2 separate regions of the Homo sapiens genome follow, and region 1 is linked to region 2. Evidence: chromatin loops called from intact Hi-C (ENCODE). Cell type or tissue: heart left ventricle. All regions are shown on one strand. Links, peaks and the distances in the headings refer to the core of each region. The heading gives the core; the rest is flanking DNA.

Region 1 (2,804 bases), core at 151-2,650, 740 kb after region 2:
GGACTCTTTTGTCCCTCAACAGCCCACCCGAACCCTAGTTCACAAGGCCCCAAGTGACGAGGCCCAGTGCACCTTCCACCAATGCTCCGTCCACACCAGCCTCCTTCCTGTCTCCACCTCAGTGCCTTTGCCCTTGCTGTTTCCTTGGCCTGGAGTGCTCCCTCTCTAGTTCTTTGCATGGCTGAGTCCTTCTCAACCTGGCCACTTCAGCCTCCTGTACTCTTGAAACAGTGCTCCAGCACAGTGCCGGGCTCAGAAAAACCACCCCAGAATATTTGTTGAATAGATGAATAAATGGAGGGGGAAAATAAAAGAACGATAGAACCCACAGAGCTTATCTTTTTATTAGTAACTGCCCTTTCAGAAAACTTTGTTTTAGCTTTAGCTTTAATACATTTCTGCCACTTACCAAGAAGAATATGTTTTTATGAATCTAAAAATATTTTTCAGCATTATTTTCTTCTTCTAGTGGTGACTGCTCTTGACATTCTTTAGATAACTCCATATTCATTCATTCATTCATTCACTCACTCACTCATCTATATGTGTATCTGTTCTCAAAGTTCCCAGAGGCCCAAGCTAAATGGTATCTACATCATCACTTCCCATGGTGCTTTCTTTCATCACTATTTACTGAGAGATCCCAAAGTATTTTAGAGAGAGCAACCAGTTTATTGGGTGAGAGGGACTATTAGCCCCTGATTACAGGTGAGGAAACAGGGCCCAAGAAATGGTAGAGGGAATGAACTACAGAAATGGGAGTGAGAGGAGTACTTAGGATTTCAAGTTCCCTCTTCCAACCTAGGTCTGAAGGGGGTCCTTCCAACCTGGCTATCAGGACTACAGAGCGGCCCTTTGCTTCCACTTCTCTCCTCCCACTGACACCATCTCTCTCTATTCCTGGAAGAGCACTCCAGCAGAGGGAAAAGTATCTGGAAATACTGAGGAACCAAAAGAAGATGAATCCGTGTGTGCCACTGAACCAAAGAAGTTTAGGAAGTATTGAGTCTGGGTGTGGTATAATCCCAGCACTTTGGAAGGCTGAGGTGGGAGGATTGCTTGAGCCCAGGAGTTCGAGACCAGCCTAGGCAACATGGTGAGAACTCTGTCACATTAAATAACTAAATAGATAAACAATCCAGGAGTTTAAAGACATATTAAGCTTTTTAAGAAACCACTATTACCCTTTTCCCATAAATTAGTGCTTTTCTTGTGTTTTGAATTCTTGAATATGCAATGTAAAACAATATATAGCTTTGTTTTCTGACTTTAAAATAGTACATGTTCATTTTACTTTGATTTTGGAAAATATAAGAAAGACAACGAAAAACTAAAGATACTAACAATATCATGGCACAGGAATAATCACTATTAATATTTTAAATATTTCCTCCAACTTGTCGTAATCGTATTAGACTTCTTATCTCTATCTTGTTTAATTCTTTATCCTCCCTATTCAGATACTCCATAAATGAGTGAATATATAGTTTGGATATTTTCCCCAAAGTGGGTTCATACTTTATATACTGTTTGTGACCTACTATAAAATCTTAACACTGTATCAAGAACATTATTTCATCTGATAACATCTTTTCCTATAAAATTATTTTTGATAATTTAAAACAATTTTTATTGAAATAATAATTATATTAATTTCTTTAACATATGGCTGCCTAACATTCTAATATACAGGTACATCATAATTTTTTAAGCAATCCTCCATTATTGGAACATTTAGATATTTTTTGCCTTTTTTTTTGCATTACAAATCACACTACAAGGAGCATCACTGCCATAAATCTTTGTGGGTATGTCTGGTTATTTCTACAGCATCCATTCTTGTAGAACGGGGCAAGGGCTACAGATATGTTATTTAAGGTTTGTGATCTGTATTGACAACTTGTCCTCTAAAAGGCTGTCCAATTTATACTTCCCAGTAATGAGGCATAGTAGATGTCTTCGTTTTTGCCTGGAGTCAAATGCTTTTGGAGTATTAGTTACGTTATTTCAGTGTAAAATGGTATTGAAGCAAGATGGCTTTTACCACATTATTTCATATGCTTCAGCCTGATGATAACTAAATTCTTCCAAGTAGTTGCATTTTTCATTTGCTTATTTATTTAATTATTTTTGAGATGGAGTTTCACTCTTTTTGCCCAGGCCGGAGTGCAATAGTGTGATCTCGGCTCACCGCAACCTCCGCCTCCCGGATTCAAGCAATTCTCCTGCCTCAGCCTCTCGAGTAGCTGGGATTACAAGCATGAGCCACCACGTCCGGCTAATTTTGTATTTTTAGTAGAGATGGGGTTTCTCCATGTTGCTCAGGCTGGTCTCGAACTCTTGACCTCAGGTGATCCACCTGTCTCAGCCTCCCAAAGTGCTGGGATTACAGGTGTGAGCCACCACACCTGGCCTTTGCATTTTTCTTATAAAGAGAATGTTTGCTGCTAGTGCATCTTCCTGTCAATTAGACAGTAAACTCCCAGTCCCCCAGTCATAGAGGATGTGTGTTTCTTTGCAGATTTTCAGTTATCCTCATAGTCAAACTTTTGGTGATTCCTGGTTATAGCTCAGATGAACACTGCTGATGGTATCTGTTGCCAGTTCCCCTCTTGCAAGAGGCTGAGCTCCTGAAGGATCTCAAAGTATCTTTGGAAGAACACAGGTAGAATATGGAATACACCTTAAAGATGTGACCATCTTTGGGGTGGCCAACTGAGCCCATGAAGTTAGTCCCAGAGACTTCCTTGGATTACTCAAGGTTCTCCAGAGAAACAGAACCAGCAGGATAGTTAGAAAGATAG
Region 2 (2,804 bases), core at 84-2,583:
CAGCAGCGTTAGATTCTCTTGGGAGTGCGAACCCTATTGTGAACTGCCTATGGGAGGGATCTAGGTTCCGCGCTCCTTGTGAGAATCTAATGCCTGATGATCTTTTACTGTCTCCCATCACTCCCAGATGGGACCATCTAGTTGCAGTAAAAGAAGCTCAGGGCTTCCACTGATTCTACATTATGGTAAGTTATATAGTTATTTCCTTATATATTAAAATGTAATAATAATAGAAATAAAGTACACAGTAAATGTAATGCACTTGAATTATCCTGAAACCATCCCCATGCCACCCCCCTGATTCATGGAAAAATTGTCTTCCACAAAACTGATCCCTGCTGCTCTGTGGTATCAGTTTGCTTTCTTTCCTACATAGCCATTATTTGTAAGTAAATTAATGTCCTCTCCAGCAACAGATGTTGGTTGCTATCATTAACATAGTAGGTGTTTGCAAGGCTTTTTTTTTATGACGATGATGATGGTAATGATGATAAATATAGTGTATGATATTATGCAGATGTAGATACTCTCATTTTTTTCCTGTTGTTAATGAGGGAATGTTTTTGCATTGCAAACAGTGAGGACAGAAACTATGTCAGTGTCTGTCTAAATTGCTGCGTGGAGTCTCACAACAGACAGGACTTTAATCGCCAACAGTGTGGTATATCTGTCGAGTGGAGTAGAGGAAGGGCTAGAGCCCTGGAGTTCAAGTGTAATCCCCACACCACCTGAGAGTCCAAGGGAGCATGAGGCTATTTGATACCTTGGTTTACTCATCTCTAAAACAAGGTCCCTGTGTCAAATGGGCCAGATGATCTCCAGATCTCTCACTGACCAGTGGGGCTTGCCGTCCACCCTCTATTTGACAGGTGAGGGCACCGATGGCACTGACTTGGGCAATGTTTAATTGACTTGCTCAAGGTCAAGATCAGCAGAGCTAGAAGTAGAATCCAGTTCTCTGGCACCAAGTCCCGTGCTCTTTCCACTTCCCCGCTCATAATTTCAGGGTGGTCCGAGGCAGTATAAGAGGCTAGTGAAATGTTAGAGTTTTGAAGAAAACTGAAGTAGTAAGGCAGTGTTAAGAAAAACAGGGAATCCTCTAGGTTTGGTCAGAGTTCATCCAGGACTTGCCCAGAATGCTTGAGCTCCCTCAGGAACACCTGGCTGTGATCCACAGCCCTCCAGGTGTCTTTTCATTTCTCCCCCAACCATTCAGAGGAACTGCTGGCCTGAGGATGCCCCAGGAACAGCCCCACTCCTGGCCTGTGGGGAGTTACCCCTGAACAGGAGCAGCTCCAAACCCAGCTGTCTAGAGCGGGACCAGCCTCAGGGCTGGGAGGAGGGCTGGGGCCCAAGCAATGCGGTCTGCGCTTTGTTTCCCTTGCCGTGGCACTGCCAAGACCTGCAGTACACGCCCCCAGTCATCGTTTTGACAACCCCAATATCTCCCACACTTCCCTCTGTCTCCAGAGCCTTTTTCTGAGGCTATTTATTACTAAGTACAGAACAGTCTATAAATAATTTTCATGTCAAAAGAAAAGTACCTGTGCTAGAGAGTTACAATGATTCCAATTAATTTTATGACCATTTTTATCATTGGAGTTTGGAAACTTGGAGTGGAAATCCAGCAATATTGCCAACTTTTGCCTGGTATGAGTGGAGTGGCATTTTTATTTCACCCTGTATGCCAGCCCCTTGCCACTGTCTTCGTTTCTTCAGTTTTCTTGAAGCAGTCATTTTGAAGAGATAAACAATGTATGTAAAAAATTACATGGAACCTGCAAACACACTTGAGACTAAAATGCGGAGCTGCTTCTAGATATGCATCCTAGTGAGCCACTGAAAGTACTTTGATGATTTAGTTGCCGCACATAAATAAAATATTCAATTAAATTAAAAAACATACTTTTTTTATTTTTTTATTTTTTTAGTATTTATTGATCATTCTTGGGTGTTTCTCCGAGAGGGGGATTTGGCAGGGTCACAGGACAATAGTGGAGGGAAGGTCAGCAGATAAACAAGTGAACAAGGGTCTCTGGTTTTCCTAGGCAGAGGACCCTGCGGCCTTCCGCAGTGTTTGTGTCCCTGGGTACTTGAGATTAGGGAGTGGTGATGACTCTTAACGAGCATGCTGCCTTCAAGCATCTGTTTAACAAAGCACATCTTGCACCGCCCTTAATCCATTTAACCCTGAGTGGACACAGCACATGTTTCAGAGAGCAGGGGGTTGGGGGTAAGGTTATAGATTAACAGCATCCCAAGGCAGAAGAATTTTTCTTAGTACAGAACAAAATGGAGTCTCCTACGTCTACTTCCCTCTGCACAGACACAGCAACAATCTGATTTCTCTATCTTTTCCCCACATTTCCCCCTTTTCTATTCGACAAAACCGCCATCGTCATCATGGCCCGTTCTCAATGAGCTGTTGGGTACACCTCCCAGACGGGGTGACTGCTGGGCAGAGGGGCTCCTCACTTCCCAGACGGGGCAGCCGGGCAGAGGCATCCCCCACCTCCCTCCCGGACGGGGCGGCTGCCTGGCGGAGGGGGGGCTTCACTTCACACATGGGGCGGCTGCCGGGCGGAGGGGCTCTTCACTTCTCAGACGGGGCGGCCGGGCGGAGACGCTCCTCACCTCCCAGATGGGGTGGCGGCCAGGCAGAGGCACTCCTCACATCCCAGAAGGGGTGGCGGGGCAGAGGCACTCCCCACATCTCAGACGATGGGCGGCCGGGCAGAGACGCTCCTCACTTCCTAGAGGGGATGGCGGCCGGGAAGAGGTGCTCCTCACTTGCCAGACTGGGT

What was found. A loop is a pair of places that touch in the nucleus more often than their neighbours do. Peaks named below come from ENCODE experiments on the same cell type or tissue, not always from the same donor. Only the 100,000 strongest peaks of a DNase experiment are listed, where the experiment ranks them.
Region 1: it touches region 2 in a loop (3-fold over the local background); 4 of 110 quality-filtered maps call a loop at or near these places.

The regions. Positions count from the first base shown.
Region 1 is chr4:52,253,573-52,256,376 of GRCh38, reverse strand. No RefSeq gene overlaps it. Among named protein-coding and RNA genes, the nearest start is that of SPATA18, 200 kb to the right of the region's middle. In heart left ventricle, for the core only: no CTCF peak of the experiment used is centred there; no DNase peak of the experiment used is centred there.
Region 2 is chr4:52,992,523-52,995,326 of GRCh38, reverse strand. The region is part of intron 5 of SCFD2 (sec1 family domain containing 2); the gene reads left to right. Among named protein-coding and RNA genes, the nearest start is that of SCFD2-AS1, 67 kb to the right of the region's middle. In heart left ventricle, for the core only: no CTCF peak of the experiment used is centred there; DNase peaks (open chromatin) are centred at 1,308 and 2,541; H3K27ac peaks cover 730 bases.